Linked DNA regions of Homo sapiens: region 1 is linked to region 2. A link is a loop called in an ENCODE intact Hi-C map of the cell type or tissue named here. Cell type or tissue: Panc1. All regions are shown on one strand. Links, peaks and the distances in the headings refer to the core of each region. The heading gives the core; the rest is flanking DNA.

Region 1 (8,945 bases), core at 370-8,369, 160 kb after region 2:
CCCTTGCCCTAAAACCTTGGAGGGACTATCAGGCCCCTCTGCCTCACCCCCAGCCCCGGCATGTCCCTGCCTGTCTACTTCCTATTGTAACTTCCAAGCCAGCCTTCCTTTAAAGGAAAAGGAGCTTAGAAACCAACATTCTAGAAGATGCACTTGGGCCTGGGTTAACCAATTCAGATGCCCTAAGAGCCAGTCAGTCCAGAGACTGGGCTGGTCAAGGGTTATGGGTGACCTACACAGTGGGCTGGTTGGTGGCCTCCAGATAACTAAGCGTGAGCTGACAGAAGGTTCCAGACTCCTGGACTTTCTCTGGCTCTGAGTTAAGTGAGAATCCTTGTTCTCTGTGGCACAAGAAGAGGTTGGACAGAGACAGTCCCAACCCTGGAATGTGGGGCTGGTGGCCCGAGAGGCCACTCACTCTGCCGGCTGGGAGGGCCCTCGGGGACTGAGAGCGTGACCCTCTCAGGTACTGCCCCCGGGTGGGAGCCACCGGATGATCCAGACACGGGCTCTGAGTGTTCACATCCAGAGGTCTCCCCATCTCCACGCTTCGTGGCAGCGAAGACCCAGACGAACCAGTCGGGGAAAAAAGCTCCGGCCTCCGTGGTCCGATGTGCCACCCTCTTACACCGCACCCCTCCAGCCACCCAAACCCAGACGTTCCGCACTCCAAATTCGGGATCTCCGGCGAGCAAGGCAACCGCAGGTACCAATGGCCTATGTGACCCCCACACTTTCTCCCCCACTGCCCTTCTCACCACCTGCCACAGCTGTGCCTGGGGTTGTTGTTGCCTTGCAAGAGCAAGAGTGGCAGTCCCGTAGTGATCTGGGACAAATCTGAGTCCCAGCTCTGCCTCTGGCTGGCTCTGTGACCATGACAAGCCACCTCACATTTCTGAGCCAAGTCTTCTCACCTTAAATCAGAGGGTTGTACAAGGAGGTTTGCAAACTTTTTTTTTTAAGTAGTAGAATATTTTTTCCCAAATCATGGCCTGAGGGGCCTGTTTTGACATTCTTCACAAGGTTTAAAAAATTTTTTAGTTAATTGCCAGCTTCTGAACATCAAATTTTATGTAAAACTTTTGATTTCTACCTGACATTGAAAAGTCAAACCTGGCAGTCCTGGACCCACTTTCCTACAGGACAACGATTGGCTGCCTCCTTGAGTAGAGTGTGTGCTCTCCACTTTTCCACATCCTCACCACGCCTTACTGCCTCCCCAACACAATGGCCATGTGGCAGGTGTCATTTCTCATTGTGATCACACTGTTGTCTGTCTTACATCCAACCCAGTTCATCTGTTTCTGTTGCCTGCCTGGACCCTGTTGGCATGAGTTTGCATCTCCCACCTTTCAGAAAACTTAATTTAAAAAAAAAAGTCATTTCAACAAGGATCTGCTCTGAACAAAGCAGGATAAGCCGGATGGTTGACCTAGATCTCTGGTCTCTTGCCCTCCCCCTCTGTAGCACTACCCGTGAAACTCCTCCATGAGATACAGGCCCAGCAGGAAATCAGTGGATGCCACCATTTCCTCAGTTCACACTGCAAAGGACTCTGGCTCCAGAGGGGTAAACAGACAATAAAAAGTTCCGAGAAGTTATTTCCTCCAGAAAAACTGGCCAGACACACTGTGTGCTGAGGACCAGCAGTCAGGAATTCTTAGATTCACGTTTGGATGGAACCAGCCCTGGGCCACCTGCCGGGACTTGTGGGTTGTAGGGCAGAGTGATGATGTGGTGCCTCTGGGACCGCGGGCCCTTCAGTTGTCCTCAGGAGACCAAAGCCATTTCTTAAATAAATAGATGATCAAGGTGAGAACTCAGGTAAAGGATCCACTTGGTTCATTCGGTGACTGACAACCCAGCCGAGTGATTAAGCCGTGCTTTCCTTTACTCCTCAGTTCAGGAGGCTAATTTTGGGCAAGGGCGTGATTCTTCGAAGATATGTTTATTGTGCTTAGATCTCCCAAAAGGAGAGTAGTCAGTCAGCCTTGAAGGTTTGAAGGTCATGGTTTTTCAGGTACCGTGTTGAGAAAAGCCAGTAGCCGTTGTGTTTTTCAACAGTAGCATAAATTAGTTAGAAGCAAATTGGTCATCACGGTCTCATTGGTGATAGATATCGGCTCCACTAAATCATGGAATCGTGGCTTTCAAATCTTGCTTTCTCTCTTGCACTTTGTGGCTGGGAGTTTTTATGCCTGCGGTTTCTGCAGAGGGCGGCCCACAGGGTGTGGTACGTGGCCGGTCTCCAGCTTCAGTGTCTCTGAGTAGGCATTCAGCAAGCTATGGGACAGGCCTCAGGCTGCCTTCATGTGCCTTGGAAGACTTGTGGGTAGGGGTCACCTCTGGATTCACCAGCTGAGCAGGTCAGAGGGCATCCGGTTGGGAGCAGGAGCCTGCATGGGAGATAAGATAGTATGTGGTTGAGGAAGAAACTGTCAGTCACCTCCTGGTCCTGGAATAAGTGGCCCTTCATGTGTGTATGGGCACGTCCCTGTATGGGATTTCACCTCTGGTGCTGCATGTTGATTTTTCAGCCAGAGGTACTTGTGGCAAGGAAAGCTATTCAAAATGTGCATTATCAGCTGAGCAGTGTAAGAGTTTGCAGCCTCAATTGTGGTAAGTTTACCAGCATGCTGGTCAGAAGTCCTCCATAGATGAGTACCAGTCACCCAACGTACACAAGGATGAAGATGGAGTAGGCAGTCACTTCTCCACACAAGGCCTTTTTCAAAAGGAAGCACCTCCCCCTAAAGTGAAGTCTGATTCTGCCGTCTTGGAGGGTTAGGAGTACATCCAACCCCAGTAACTTGACAATCTCACTCTTTCCTCTGTTTTTTCACCTGTGAAATGGGAATGACAGTGCAGCCCTCACAGGGCTTTTGGGAGAATTAGAGGGAACTTGGATGTAAAGTATCTGGTCCAGTGCCTGGTACATAGGAGGTGCTCAGCGAATGAGAGCCCCCCACCCCCACCCCTTTCCCTAGACCGAGAACAGAGGGGCCTTCTGTGCCAATTTGTAGATGCTCCCTGGGACTCTCAGCCCAGGCATTTCACAGGCACATTTTGAAGGGAGGGTTGTCCTTGTAATGTTAGCTGCAGCCTCTGCAGGAAGGAGCCTGTGTCAGGAGACGTTGTTACAGTGGGATGACAGGGGTCGGGGGGAGGTGGGAATTGGGCAGGGTCTGCAGGCACTGCCTCTGGCTTCCTTTCCCATTGTCCCCATGACCATCCGCAACCCTGGCACCCACAAACTAAGCACTTGCTCTTCCGGAGCAGGGTGGACCAGGTGAGAGTGGCATTTCCCAAAGTGCATTCTCAAGATCACCAATTTTGTGAGATATTTCAGAATCTAATGTTTTAAAAATGGGGTTCTGTGGGAACCCCTCTTATGTTTGGGGAAGGCCAGGTTAAGTAAATCTAAATGGGTCTGTTTGCGGGCAGACTTTGCGGAGCCTTTGATATCTTTGGGCAAATTGTTTCTCCTTAAGAAATGCACTGGGTCAGCTGCACATCCCAAATTGACTGGTTCCCTGAGGTCTTTATCTCTGGGATCGTCCGGCATCCCCCTCATGCCTAGAGCACCTTGGAAAAGCTGGGCTGTCTTCCAGCTCGGATCATCTGTTTCAATACCTTCTGCAGGTGGGGGTGGGGGATAAAAATTCATGGTTTTCCACCTGGTTGGACCCTATCTCTGCATTGCAGGGTTTCCAGAGAGCACTTGGAAGAGGGTGGGCCCCTCAGGTAGATGGCAGCCTGTAAGCAGAGACACCCCAGTAGTCACTCAGGGGGAACCCATCCCTTCCGCTGGGGGAACAACTGACCAGACTTTGCCTGGGTTTGGCCTCTGGGGGTGTGGGGCTACCCCTGCTCTCCCTGTCACGCCATCTGTTGCAGGATACCCTCCCTGTCACCAGGGACCACCTAGCTGATGGAGCTGGAATCACCAGAAAACATGCTGTCATCATCTATGCACTTCGGTGGGGCCCGTGGCAGCAGAATCTGACAGGGAGTGGTGGGCGGTAGATCCAATGATTTGCTGTCACGGTTGTGGCTCTCCAGGAGCCAAAGATGGGAGACTCAGGCCCATTTGCCATCTGCTCTCCTGCTGGATTTCATCTTTGTGTTTTTGGGCATGTCACTCCCCCGGCCCCCGTGCCTGGGCCTCCTGGGCCCTGCCAGGAGGGTCTCTTGGGGCCCTGCCAAGGGACTAGGCCACTCAGAGGGTCCTGGGGAGATCTGGCTTGAGGTCCTGGAGCCCTCACGAGAGCTAGTTGGCCCAGCAGAGTCCTTGGCCTTCACCCAGCCTACCCCTCCCTTGAGACCTAGTGCTGACCAATCACCATTGTTTTCTTTCTCTCTCCTGTCCCCCACCCAGCAGAAAGCGCTTTCAGTCGGAGAGTAGAAGGCAAAGCACAAAACCACTTTGAAGAGACGAACAGCAGTTCGCAGAACTCCAGCGGTGAGTGTGCCCCTTGACAGCCATCCTGTGCGGTAGCTGCCAGCTTCGCCCGCTCCCCCCTGGCAGCCGCGGCAGCATCCTGTGGGCTGGGGTCTTTGTGGTGCATTATGGATCTTGTTGGGAGGAGGCTGGGAGCAGGGAATTAGAGGGAGACCACAGAGGCAGGAGGGGCCTTTTCTTCCAGGGACATTCCTCTGAGCCTTGGGCATCAGTGGACAATGCCTCCTCTCTGTCTCCCCCATGGAGAGAGCAACACCCCTCCCCATAGCCTGCGGCATCAACTCAGCTGACCCCAGATGATTGGGCCTGAGAGAGCCACTGCTATGTTTTTAGGGTAGATGTCTCAGCCAGTTTCTTTACAGGAGAAGCAAAGGAAGTGCAGTTGAGAGAGCTCTAAGAGGCCGGGCGCCGTGGCTCACACCTGTAATCCCAGCACTTTGGGAGGCCAAGGTGGGTGGGTCACTTGAGGTCAGGAGTTCGAGACCAACCTGGCCAACATGGTGAAATCCCATCTCTACTAAAAATACAGTAGCTGTAGTCCCAGTTACTCAGGAGGCTGAGGCAGGAGAATCACTTGAACCCAGGAGGCAGAGGTTGGAATGAGCCAAGATTGCACCACTGCACTCCAGCCTGGGTGACAGAGCGAGACTCTGTCTCAAAAAGAGAGAGAGAGAGAGAGAGAGAGAGAGAGAGCTGTGAGAGCCAGAGGCTCCAAGTTCTGGTCTCATTTTGGCCCTGGAGCCACTGGAACGAAGATTCCCTTCCAGCCCCTACCTGCTCAAGTGGGTTTAAACTGAGGCTCTAGGTGGTCTCTGGCGCCCCCTGACGCCTGCCTCTTCCAGGACCGCGGCAGAGCCCTAGAATGTCCAGAGCAGCAGCCAAGGGGCCTCTCCCACCAGACCCGGGGTCAGCCTGGGGGGTGCCTGGCTGGTCACCAGCAGCCTCTGTCCGAGCAGGGCACAGCAAGCTGTTCTGTACCCTGAGAGGCAGGGCAGGAGGGGAGAGGAATTCTCACATTGTGGTTACATTAGGGGAAGGCACCCACTCACTTTCTTGCATGGTTGAAATTTAATTCACTACATATTAGGTGTCAGCCTGTGCCAGGCACTGGGCTGGGCACTACTGCCTGGGTGTGGACAGGTGACGAACACATCACAACTGTCGGGGACCCTCTGAGACAGCCAGGAGCGCAGACTTGAGTGTGGAGGCATCTGCCTAGTAACAGGAGCTCCACTTCGGGCTGTTACTCACATATGAACCCCAGCTCCACCACTTACTAGCTGGTGACTTAGGCTAGTCTCTGAATTCCTCCTCTGCTGTAAAGTGGCTTGATGAACACACACAGCCCCGTGGTGGTTGTGAACATTCAGTGAGTCCCTGGCACAGATTACATACTCAGGTGTTAGGGTTTTTTGGTGGTGATAGTTGGTCATTTTTATTTTTTAAGTAAACCAAGTGATTTGATGACTGCTTTGCGGAAGGGAATGAGGTTTTGAACAACGTAATCCACCCAACCTCTCCAAGAGGTGGGCCTGAAAGGGATGGAGTGACTTGCCCAAGGCCACACAGGAATAAGTAGTAGCGCCGGGCTGGAACCGAGGTCTCCAGATGTGCCCTGTGCTCCCAGCCAAGCCATGCTGCACCCCCATGCGTCCCCTGCCCCCAGAGCTAATATTCACAATCGGGAACGATAGCGCAAGCACTGCTGCTGCTGCTGCTGCTGTTGGCAGCCACCATTGATTGAGCGCTTACTGTGTGCCTGGCATGTGTTCAGAGCTTTATATGTCTTATCTGTCTTCCTCCTTTCCACAGCCCCATGGGGGTCAATGTTATTGTTATCCCCACTTTTTGGAGTGGGAAACTGAGGCTCAGGAGAGGTGGATTGCTGCCCTAGGTCCCCCAGATTATAAGTGGTGGAGCCAGGATTCCCCATCTAGACCATCTGGCCCCGCTGTGCTGCCTGCTGCGTTTGAGGCTTGCCAACCTCTGGCAGTGCCAGGAAGTGAGGGAGAGATGCCAGCCAGCAGGAGCCCTCCAAAGCACAGCCGCTCTTGGTGGCTGCTCTGGTGTTTGGTACCAAACATCCCCACCCTGGTGCCAGAACCTAGAAGTAGCTGCCAGCTCCCTGTCCTGAAGTGAGCTGCCATGCAAGGATGTCTTCTCACCAGTACTCATGTGTCCTCACTCTTTCAGAGTGTAGGGTGTCCCGGAGGGATGGCAGTGACTTGTCTTGCCCTGCCTGGTGGCCCCAGCACCCACAGTAAACCTTGATCCTCTGAAAGGCATGGCCTCTGTGTCAAGCCTCCCTGCAACCCCACCCCAGATTGTGAGCCTTCCTCTCGGATGCTCCCCACTCCTCTGAAAGCCCCATCTGGCTCACTGGTTATTAAGAATAAAAATTATGACTATCAGCACAGAACAGCAGAACTAGAAGAGATGGCTAAACTGTTTCTCTTTTGCAGAAACTGCAAGTCCCCTGATTTCCAACCCTTTCCCTCTCCTACAGAGTAAGTGATGGTCCCGTTGGGGGGCTGGAGAGGGCAAGGCAGGGCAGGGAAGGAACTCAGCCAGCCACGTGCTCCTGGAGCCTCCAGGCTGTGTGAGATGGGCCTTGGGCTGCCCTCCCGGGCAGACCCGGCAGCTGGTGGAGGCAGGCCGAGGTCCAGCCCTGGGCGGGTGGAGCAGTTTGGACGGGGTGGGGCAGAGCCCTGACCAGCAGCAGCCTTGGCTCTGCTGCCCCAGCCCTGGCAGGAGCTCAGGCCTTCCCATTCACGGTCGTCGGGCAGCCTCAGGACACCTCTTCCGAGCCCCATCGCAGCCGTCTTTTTCTTCTTTTCCTTGCTCTTCTTCCCACCCCTCTTTCTTTTTCCTCTTCCTTCTGTCCTTCTCCCTCTTCCTTCTCTCCTCCTCCCTCTTCTCTGCCAGGCACTGACGTGAGTGCTAAGAGTAGAGAGCTGAGTGATCCAGGCCCCTGCACCCCTTGTGCCTGTTCCTACGCGTGCCCTCCCTCACTCCTCCCTCCCTCTCCTCCCTTTCCGCATCAGATCCCCACTTCCTCCTGCTTCTCTGTGGCTTTTTCCACTTCTTACCCTTTTCCTTCTTGTTTTCCTTATGTCTGTTACCTTGGTTTTTATTCATTCATACATTCATTCATTTGTTCACTTGGCAAATAGTGACCTCATGTGGTTCCAGAGAGAGAGCTGGGGCTGTGACACCCTGAGACTCAGTCTCTGCCCCAAGAGGGCCGTTGGTCTGTTGATGTTGATGTTGTCCTCCCTACCCCCATCTCAAGTGCGCCGAACAGTGGCTGGCACGCAGTAAGCACTCAATAAATAGCTGCTCAATTGAGCTAATGGTCTCTCTCTGCATGGCTTCCTCTCTCCATCATTCCTTCACCCAGCTTCTCCCTCATGGGTCTAGTGACGGGGGAGGCAGGCAGGCTGGGCCCGGAGCCCTGAGCACAGAGACCCGGTGTGTGTTTGGGTTCCCACTTGCAAAGCTGCCTGCAGCCCAGCAGAAGGTGTCTGCGTCGGTTCCACCCCTCACGTGGCTGCCGCATTTCTCCCTCCAGAACCCTACACCTGCGGCGCCTGTGGGATCCAGTTCCAGTTCTACAACAACCTGTTGGAGCACATGCAGTCCCATGCAGGTAAGTAGGATACGGCTTCTCTCCCCCTCTCCTTCCTCAGTTCCTGCAAATTGAAGAGATGGTTAGGGCCTGACCTGAGGCCCCTGGAGAAGGCCGCTCTTTCCTGGAAAATGGTCACAGGACATGGAACCTGCTTGCAGGGAGCCCCAGTCAGTCAGTTATTAACACAGGCTGGTCTGTGCTCTGCAGGTGGGGGCGGTGGGGAGGCAGCACAGGCTCTGTGGGAACACGGAGAGGTGGGACAGAGTTGAAGAGACTTCCTGGAGGTGGTGGCCTCTTGGCTGGTCCTAAAGGCCAAGTAGGAGCTAGCCTGGAAGCGAAATGTGCAGGTGGAAATGGAACATGGTTTGAGATCAAGGTGAGCAGAGACAGAAGGTGGGGATGGAGAGACATGCAGCCCAAGGCAAGCTGGGCTAAGGCCCACCTCAGAGCAGAGTCTCATTCACTAACACCCTATGTCCCAGAATGCAGTTGCGCCCAAACCTGAGGACACATCAGAATTACCAGGAGGGCTTGCTTGAGCACAGATTTCTAGGCTCCATTGTGAATTTCTGATTCTGTAGGTCTGCAGAGGTGGGGACTAGGATTTGCATTTCTGGTAAGTCTTAAGACAGTGCTGATGCTACTGGTTCAGGGACCGCCCTTTGAGAACCACTGCTCTAGAGCTACAGGTGCAGTCATCTGCTCTCTAGGCAGCCTTTTTATTACATTTCACCACGGCATAACACAAGTCTCAGGGAGACAGTATGTGCTGGAATAAGTAAATAATTCCAAATTCTCAGTGGTTAAACATACAGACCATTTACTTCTCACCCACATTATAGCCCAATGCAC
Region 2 (8,945 bases), core at 424-8,423:
AGCGATTCTCTTGCCTCAGCCTCCTGAGTAGCTGGGACTACAGGCGTGTGCCACCACACCTGGCTAATTTTTGTATTTTTAGTAGAAATGGGGTTTCACCGTGTTAGCCAGGATGGTATCAATCTCCGGACCTTGTGATCCACCCGCCCTGGCCTCCCAAAGTGCTGGGGTTACAGGCGTGAGCCACCGAGCCTGGCCTATCATTTTAAAGATGAAGAAGTGGGGGCAAGAAGTTGAGCCATCTGCTGGAGACCACACCGCAGGGGAAGAGGACCAGAGCCAGTGAACCTGGGAACTGACGCCAGAGGCTGGGCTCATAAAATGATGTAGTAATGCTAGTCCTGGAGGCAGTGGGCTAGGCATGGAAGGAGTAAAAAGTTTCCAGAATTTGATAAACTCAGGCACGCCGAGTTGAACCACAGACCCTCAGAAGATGGGAGAGCCTGTGGGTGTCCCTCCCGGACCACGCTTCCACCGATGTGAGCATCTGTTCTTCCACACCCCTGACCAACAGTCATTTTTCCAACGCTGTATCACAGAGCCTGCTCCATCATAGAGCAGGTCTGGTCTTGTCCCCTGGGCGATCACAAAATATGTTGGCTCCTCCACCCACACACCCTCCCCCTTGAAGCTCTGCCCAGAGCTCGCCTGGTGTTTGTAGGGGTCCTCCCCTTCTCTTGGCTTCCCCACACTGGTCACAGTGTCATTGCTCTCGAAAGTGAGGGGGCTAAGATATGACCACAGTGCACCTGATGGGACCATAGCCACCTCATACAGTACCTAGCCACTTTCTTGGGCAGGTCCTCAGGACACTCCAAAAGTTCCACAAGGTGAGTATGCCCTCAGTTAATTCCTGAATGGAGACAAACCACAGCTCTGAGTGATTGCATAGTTTCTGCTGTGGTTTGGGAAATATGTGGGTTCATTTATAAGCTGGATTTTGTCAGGAAGACTTCAAGCTCAGCCATTGTCCCCTGAGGATACCCTTCATGGCCCATCTGATACAGAATGAAGAAAGGAAGCACTCTTCAAGGCCGAGACCCCTGGGGAGGAGATGCCTCTATGGTCGAGATGTGCTGATAGAAGGCCCAGCTCCTGGGACCCATGGGTGGCGAAGAAACGGAAAGGGCTTGCAGTGATTCTAGAAAAAGAAGGCTGAGAAGGACCATGAGCTTTTATAGGCCAGAGGTGCCTGAAGACAGGCTGTGGATTATTTCAGGTTGGTGGTCACTGATGCTCTTGAGTGAAAGCCACAGATTTTCTCCCCCAAAATGCACATACAGACATACATTTGGTTAAGGAGTAGTTCTTGGTTCCCCAAACCAATGCAAAGTCCCCATTTAAGAATCCCTGCTCTAGAGAGAAACTTCCATCTAATTAAGACCCTCCTGGAATCTTCGCTGACCCACGCCCGGGCTGGGTAGGACCCTTCCTTGAGCTGCACTGAGCACCTCACTGTTGGCACTGTACTGCAAAGGTTTGAAGAAGGTGGCCCTTAAACCAGCAACATCAGCATCACCTGGAAACGCATTAGAAATGCAAACTCTTGGTGCCTAACCTAGACCAAATGAATTCAAAACTCTGGGGTGGGCTCAGCAATCTGAATAGGCTCTCCTGCTGATTCCAAGGATCACTTGCATTTGAGAAGAGCTGCTGCAAATAGTTCTCCTCTTCATGGTGTGTGTCTGTCCTACTAGATACAAGGCACCTGGCACATAGTAAGTGCTCAAATGAATAATTATCGTATCAAGTTTTCCCGACTCCCAGGGCAGGAGTTTTTCCTTGGTACCATACAGCTTTCAGCTGTGGTGACTGAGACCCCATGTCATTTTGGATCTAGTTTCTACTCTAAGGCCTAAGATCAGGCTTGGCTCTACTAGGCAGAGGCGGGGACCCGGCCTTGAGGCAGGTGCCCAGAAACCTTCACACAAGGATCGAGCCAGACAGACATCAAATCTGGGAGCATCTTTCCAGGTAACAAGGCCCCAACCACCTGGTGGATGAGGGGCAGGTGGACTAGGGGCTGCCTGCCCAGCACATATGCTCAGGGCTCACAGGACCCAACTCTGCCATGCTCTGCAAGCTGCCCCTACTCACCTTGGTGCCTGCTGCACACCAGCCTGGGCAGAGGCTGCCAAACCTCTGGCAGGGACATACTTACCAGGTTGGTGGGGAGAAAAATGGCCACTTTCAATTTCAATTTTTAAGGAATCTCCAACTTTTAGGGGTCTGGGAGGAAGTGGTTAGAAGACTCCTCTTTTTTTTTTTTTTTTGAGACGGAGTCCCACTCTGTCACCCAGGCTGGAGTGCAATGGCGTGGTCTCGGCTCACTGCAACCTCCGCCTCCCGGGTTCAAGCAATTCTCCTGCCTCAGCCTCCTGAGTACCTGGGACTACTGGCTGGTGTGTGCCACCACACCTGGCTAATTTTTGTATATTTAGTGGAGAAGGGGTTCACTATGTTGGCCAGGCTGGTCTCCAATTCCTGACCTCGTGATCTACCCGCCTTGGCCTCCCAAAAGGATTATTTGCGTGAGCCACCACTCCCGGCCAGAAGACTCCTTTTAACGTCTTGTGTTATGAGTGTTTGTTAAGGGGGGCAAGAGTTGTGTTTCTTAATTTCATGTCTCCCATATAGGGCTAAACTCCCAATTTAACTTATTAGGGAAAGGAGGTGTCTTCTACACAGTGCCTCCGTTTCCTAAAATTTTAAAAATAACTTTTTTGAGGATTGTAGGGAAAACATTTCTGTAACCTTTCCTGTCTCATATTGCTCCAGTTCTTTAAACATTACAAAAAAGAACATTTGATTTTTGAAGGTGGGGGCAGAGAGAAGATACCTGGTTACTCTTAATTTCCAATGCTTTTATTTTTGAAAAGTACCCTTGCAGTTTTCTTTTGGGGAGGGGCAAAGAAGGATTTCTGTTCACCTTGCATCTCATAGAAGAGCAATTCTTAACATTTTTATTCCAAAAATCAACCAGTTGTGGGAGATGTAGGATGGATCCAGTAATCCCTCCTTGTCTCTATAATAGGGCAGGTCCTTCATACTTTCAATTTTTAAAAAATCGGATTTTTTAGGAGAATAGGGAAGAGAATAGAAAAAAAAATCCCTTTTAAACTTTCCCAAGTCACAAGGAGGCAGTTGCTCAAGTTAAAAAAAAAAAAACAACAATAACAACAACAAAAAAACTGGCTATTTTGGGGTGTTGGAAAGAAATATCCTGGTTCACGTTTTATTTCACATGCAAGTTTCTCAAATTTTCCTTCTCTAAATCAACCTAACTGGGGGATATGGGGGTGGGGGGCGCTAATATCCCTTAACCTTTAACCCCTCTTGTCTTACTGTAGGACCAGTTTTTCAAACTTTTATTTAGAAATACATATATATATTTTAATTTGGCAAGGATAGGCAGAAACAGCCGCTTCACTGGCATTTCACATAAAAGCGGCTCCTCAAGTATTTATTTTAAAAATCAGTCTGGCTGGGGGGCTAGAGTCCCCTTAACCACTCTTGTCGGACATGGGGCCAGTCCTTCAAACTTTTATTTTATTACATTAGTTTTTTTGGGAGGAGTGGCAGGGCAATAGAATATTCCCAATAAGCCTTCCAGTCTTCCAGCAAGCCAGCTCTTGAAAACTTTTATTTCAAAAATCAATCTGGTTTTTTTTTGGCGGGGGGGTACAGCGGGGTACAGAGTTCCCATTAACCTCTTGCGTTCCGCCGAGAGCCGGCTCCCTGAACTTTTTTTCCAGCGTGAAAATGACATTTCCGAGGGGCTGGGGGACTGGGGGAGGGCAGAAGGGAGCCGGGGAGCGGGCGCGGGGGGCGCGGGGAGGGCAGGGCGCGGCGCGGGAAAGTTTGGGGGGGCGGGTGTGCCGCGGCACTGGGGCTGGCGGACGGGAGGGCGGGCGCGCCCCTGGACCGGCCGGCTTTGTGTGCCACGCGGAGGCCGGCAGCGCGGAGGCCGAGGCCGAGGCCCCGAGCTCGCGGGCCGCACGGCGAGGCCGGCCCGGGGGCGGGCAGGGCGGCGGGGGGCGGCGGCGGCCCCGCGAGGGGCGGCTCGGCGGCAGCGGCTGCCGCGGCGCGGCCGGTGCGGGCCGGGGGTGGGGGCGAGGGCCGGCGCCCCCCCCGCGCGCCCCCAGCGCCCCCGCCCCCCCGGCCTGAGCGGGGCGGGCGGAGGAGGGAGCGGCGGCGGCGGCGGCGGCGGCGGCGGCGGCATTGTGCGCGCACCAGCAGCCCGGCCCGGGAGGAGCAGGACGCGCCGGGGCCGCCTCCTCCCGCACGGACCCATGAACCAGCCGGGCGGCGCGGCGGCTCCGCAGGTACGACGGGGGGCCGGGGGCATGCACCGCGCGGGGGACCCCGGGGGGCCGGGGCCCGGGGCGCTGCGCCACTTCATTGCAAGATTTGCAAAATGCAAAGTGCCTGGGCACGTTTGCGGGCTTTTTGTGGGCGCAATCGGGAGGGTCGGGGTCCGGAGAGCACCCCCCCGGGCGCTGCGGGGTGCGAGGAGGGTGGGGGTGACGAGGGGGTCTTTTGGGGCCCCCACCCAGCGCCCCCTCCGGCCCCGGGCTCGGACCGGAGCCCAGAAAACAAAGCGGCGAGAGAACAGAGCAGCCATTTCAGTTTGGACAATTCACATTTTGCAAAAATGCAACCCCTTCCAGCTCTGCCCCCTCCCCCCCAAATTTGCAATTTTCCCCTGACCCTCTCTGCGCTCGGGGTCCCCGATGACCCCCCGGGAGGTCTTTCCCCCCAGGTCCCCCATTTTTGCAACAATCTTTTTTTTTAGGCCATATTTTCCTTTCTCAATTTTTTTTTTCTAATTTTTCTTCAAACGGTAGTTTTTTCCCATTAAAACGACGCCACCTAGAGGATACTATTTTGTAAATAAAAAAGAAATTAAAATTGAAAAGAAATATTTTTTATTTCTTATTTTTTCAAAAGTTTGCACTACCAGGCAGTGGAGGGGTAAGAGATTCTTTTTTTTTCTTTTTTCGGGTGAAAATTTTCACTTTGATCTTTCCAGAAGCATGGAGACAATTTTTATTTCTGAAGCCAAATCCAGATAATATGTAAATGAAAATTAAGCTGGAATTTGAATGAATTTAGTTCTTGGAGGGGAGAAAGCAAAAAACCTCCTAAAAGCAAAGTCAGTTTGGGTACCCAACTCATTTTAGTTTGAGAAAAAAACTAATTGGAATAAAGAAAGGAGGGAAATTGTTGAGTTTAGGGAAAACTGAGAGAATTGGCTTTATGAAGCAATTAGAAATTGTACTTCATTGTAATTTGGAACTTGTTTAGCTCAGCGGGCAAAAAAAGACTAATTTCTCTATATGGCAATATTTAAAGTTTTTCTATTTCCACGAACGAAGGATTTAAAAGAGAAAATAGAACCTAAAATGTTGGCTTTGGACACACCCAAAAATTGTAGTTTTTTTTTTTTAATTTTGCATTTACATTTTACTGCATTTAAATCCTAAGATTCTAAAGAAAACAGAAACTAGAAAAGTTACAGTGAAATCCTTTCTTTCTTTTTTTCTGTATTTGTTGGGTTTTGTGTGTGTGTGTGTTTTTTTTGTTTTGATGGAATAATTAAGACTGTTTTCTGATTTTGTTTCCTGAAAGGTCTAGGCATTTCTTTTTTGTTGTTGTTTTATCCAGAAAATGTCAGGAACCTTTTTTGAGCAATATTAAGTGGAAAAAATGTAAATTCATACATTATACAAATTGAGTAGCCCACAGATTTGTAGGAGAGACCGCCATTAAAATAAGATATGCATAATTAACATTATTATGAAAAAACTAACAGTGGATTCACAGAAGCTCATTTTTTATGACATGCAACTGAATCAATTGATGAAGACAAGGATTGAGGAATCCTTGGTAAGGAAGAAAATTTTCCCTTTTCTGTCTTGTTCACCCTTCCAATTTGAAAAATTTATTACTTAAAAAAAATTTAGATTGGTTTCAGGCCTCTTTGATTGTGATGTGGGGTTGGTAGTTTATCAATATTTGTTATTTTTCAAAAACCTGATTACTTTCAAAGGGGGAAAAATCCATTAGCCTTGATCATTTTGGGGGGTTTGTGACCAAAAAAAAAAAATGCACAAATTTTACTGACTTAACAAGAAAAAGATAAAAGAGGGATGGGCAAAAAGGAGATGAAAATTCTGATTCTTATCCATCTTCCTTGGTAGAACACTTACTTTGCTGAAGAAATGTGATATAACACCAACTCAGCTGGTTTTAGCAGCAACAAAATAAAGGAAAAATAATCAAAATACAAACAAAAGCCAAACCCAAGGTTTGCCTTTGGAATATGAAAGCATATATGCAAACAATATTTCATGTGGAGGTTTTGGCCTTAAAATGAATCACATGAAGGTGAAACAAAAAAGAAAAAAAAATTTAAGAAGGCAAATAAATATTGACCGAATTGAAATTTGACAGATGAGAATAAAGTACCCACCCAAAGATGAAGCGTTTTGTGATAAATTAGTATCTAATTGAACTTGCTGGGGATTTTGAGCCTATCCCCCAAAAGTTACAATTTTTCTGTCCAAAAACAGCATATTGTTAGGACTTGCAGGGCGGGATCTTGGAGGGACCTTGGATTGGAAATTGATGGTGGGTCACCTGGGGCAAGAAAGGAAACCCTTTGCTCCTTTTGCCAGCCACTAGCTGGTCTTGGGAAAACTGGTGGCCCCAGTCCATAGATTCCCAACCCTGTTTTGTGGAAATTTGGATGTTTAAGTGGAATAAGTCAAATATATTATCTCTGTGAAATATATTTGACAATGGCAGAGGTTTGACATTTCCCATCATCGCCATTGCATTTGGGAGATTTTATTTTTTTAGTAACGAAATCCTTCAGGGCTGACTGGTCACATTCTGACATATTTGGAATGAGCTTTTTTTTTTTTAAGTAGCATAATTAAAAAAATTTTTTTCTGTTGAATTATTTAGGCCGATGAGTAGGACGGTCAAGGAATTTATAATTTCCAAGGGGCTTTGGAGGCCTCATGAGGCAGAAGGCCTGAGTTTAGCAGTGATGAAGGAGAGATGGGCTGGGGAGGGGTGGAGGGGGGTAGGGGCATCTGAGAAAAAGTCAGGGTTGTAGATAACAGGTTATTTCTGGTGCAAGGAATAAAAATATTGCAGCACGTCCCTTTGTGTGGCCTGGATCTCCTGACACACAATTCAGCTTCCTTCATTCCATTCTGCTGAAATTTTGTTCTGTTGTCTATGGCTAGAAGTTGAAAATCATTTCTGGTTTTGTAGAACTGTTTTTTTTTTTTTTCTGTTTTTTTTTTTTTTTTAAATTGGTTATTCTGATCATGTTTGTTGTAAAGGAAGTAGAGGTGCATGATGGTTCTATTGGGGGCGGGGCCAGTTTTCTTTTGTTTCTATTGGTGTCTCTCTCTGGATTGAGATCTGACCTTGGCCTTGGCTCTCTCACCTCCTATTTTAGGTGGACGTGTGACCAGAAATGGACATGTGAGCTAATTTTTATTAGCTCCTGTCTGTTCACCACATTCTCGTAGATTATTGGGCAAAATATCTGGCAAATTGGACTTGGGGGTGGTAATTTGATGATGGGCTGAATTATTTTGGCGAAAGATCGTTTATATTCAGTTTCACAGTGGAGACTCTTATTACTTAATGTTTTGCTTTTCTGCCTAAGGAGGTTTTTTTTTTTTTTTAATTTTTTCTAACAAGGTTTGAAATTTCAAGGGCCTGCTTTATAGTTTGACTTTGGAGCAAGCTAGGAAAAGAGGTTTGCTTATACTTCCAGCTCTGCACAGAGGTGAACTTGAACAAGGGTTCTTGCTTTTGCAGAACGAAAGCAACAAAGATGGCTGGTCAGTATAAGGCTGACCTCTCCCTCGTCCTAGAAAATAAACAGCCAATGGCTTGTTTCACTTGAGAAACTGGGTTTTAAAACTCCTCCAGTGTCAGATACAATATTTTTCTCACTTTTGACTCAGCTCTTGGCATGCTGCTTCCTCTGACCTCAGAATCCTTACGTCTTCTCCTTGGTGGGTGATAAGAACTTCCTTGCCATATATGACTGATGTATATAAGCCGACTTCTCATGGTCATGAGGAAATTTTGAATTTTTTCCATGTTCTTGTGATGTTTTGGGTCAGTTGTACCTTCTTTCTGGTGATGTAAAATGAAGTGGCTCTTTTCAGGAGCCCTAGCCCCCACAAGGTCTTGCTGTGTGACCTTGGACAAATCACTTTTTCCTTCAGAGCCTCAATTTTTGCATTTATAAAATGAACACTTGGGATCAGATCAAGGATAATAATAAATAGGTTTCATTTCTGATTGTAACTCCAAGGAATTGGTTATGGCTGCCTGGATCACTGTGTTGAGAAGGATTCTGAGGCCATATCCCGACTCCCATATTCTAGAGAGAGGGGTGCAGTGGCCAAACAGCATTGTAAATCAGAGTGGAGAGTGTACCTCTTAGTTACCATTCCCAGGCGAGACCTTGAATCATGGGCCATTAGTGGCCTGTGAAGTCAATTTAGTGAATCACAATCAGAATTTTTTAAAAACAAGAATAGACTAGAATATAGGGGAACAAAAAATAGCAGAGGCATACCACAGGGTACAGGTGAGTATCCTCTCATGAAACTTGTATTTATATTTGTGGATGTATGTGTGTGATTTGAAATAGATTTCCTCCTGTGGGTCACGGCCAAAAGAGTTTGAAAGGTACTGGACTAGCTGAACCGCCATGATGTGCTGCAGGTATACTGCACTTTATTGCTTATACTTTATTTTTGCATTTATTATCTCAATTAACTTTTAGGTGAACCCTGTGGGTTAGGTGTCCTGTGCCACATATTTTGAGCCCTGGTTGAGCCCACTTCAAGGGCCACATATGAAGAAAGCTCAGCCACATGGGCAGCCCAGGCACATACCCCAGC

What was found. A loop is a pair of places that touch in the nucleus more often than their neighbours do. Peaks named below come from ENCODE experiments on the same cell type or tissue, not always from the same donor. Only the 100,000 strongest peaks of a DNase experiment are listed, where the experiment ranks them.
Region 1: it touches region 2 in a loop (5-fold over the local background); 5 of 110 quality-filtered maps call a loop at or near these places.

What each region holds. Positions count from the first base shown.
Region 1 is chr9:114,028,267-114,037,211 of GRCh38, forward strand. ZNF618 (zinc finger protein 618) reads left to right here. Exons shown (of 15, transcript NM_001318042.2): 11 at 467-706; 12 at 4,379-4,462; 13 at 8,034-8,111. Among named protein-coding and RNA genes, the nearest start is that of AMBP, 46 kb to the right of the region's middle. In Panc1, for the core only: CTCF peaks have their summits at 5,285 (motif pointing left) and 5,486; no DNase peak of the experiment used is centred there.
Region 2 is chr9:113,872,089-113,881,033 of GRCh38, forward strand. It overlaps ZNF618 (zinc finger protein 618), which reads left to right and starts at 4,221. Exons shown (of 15, transcript NM_001318042.2): 1 at 4,221-4,325. The coding sequence starts at 4,293. RefSeq lists enhancers at 1,644-2,144, 2,145-2,645. In Panc1, for the core only: CTCF peaks have their summits at 4,796 and 4,995; no DNase peak of the experiment used is centred there; H3K4me3 peaks cover 554 bases; H3K27me3 peaks cover 263 bases.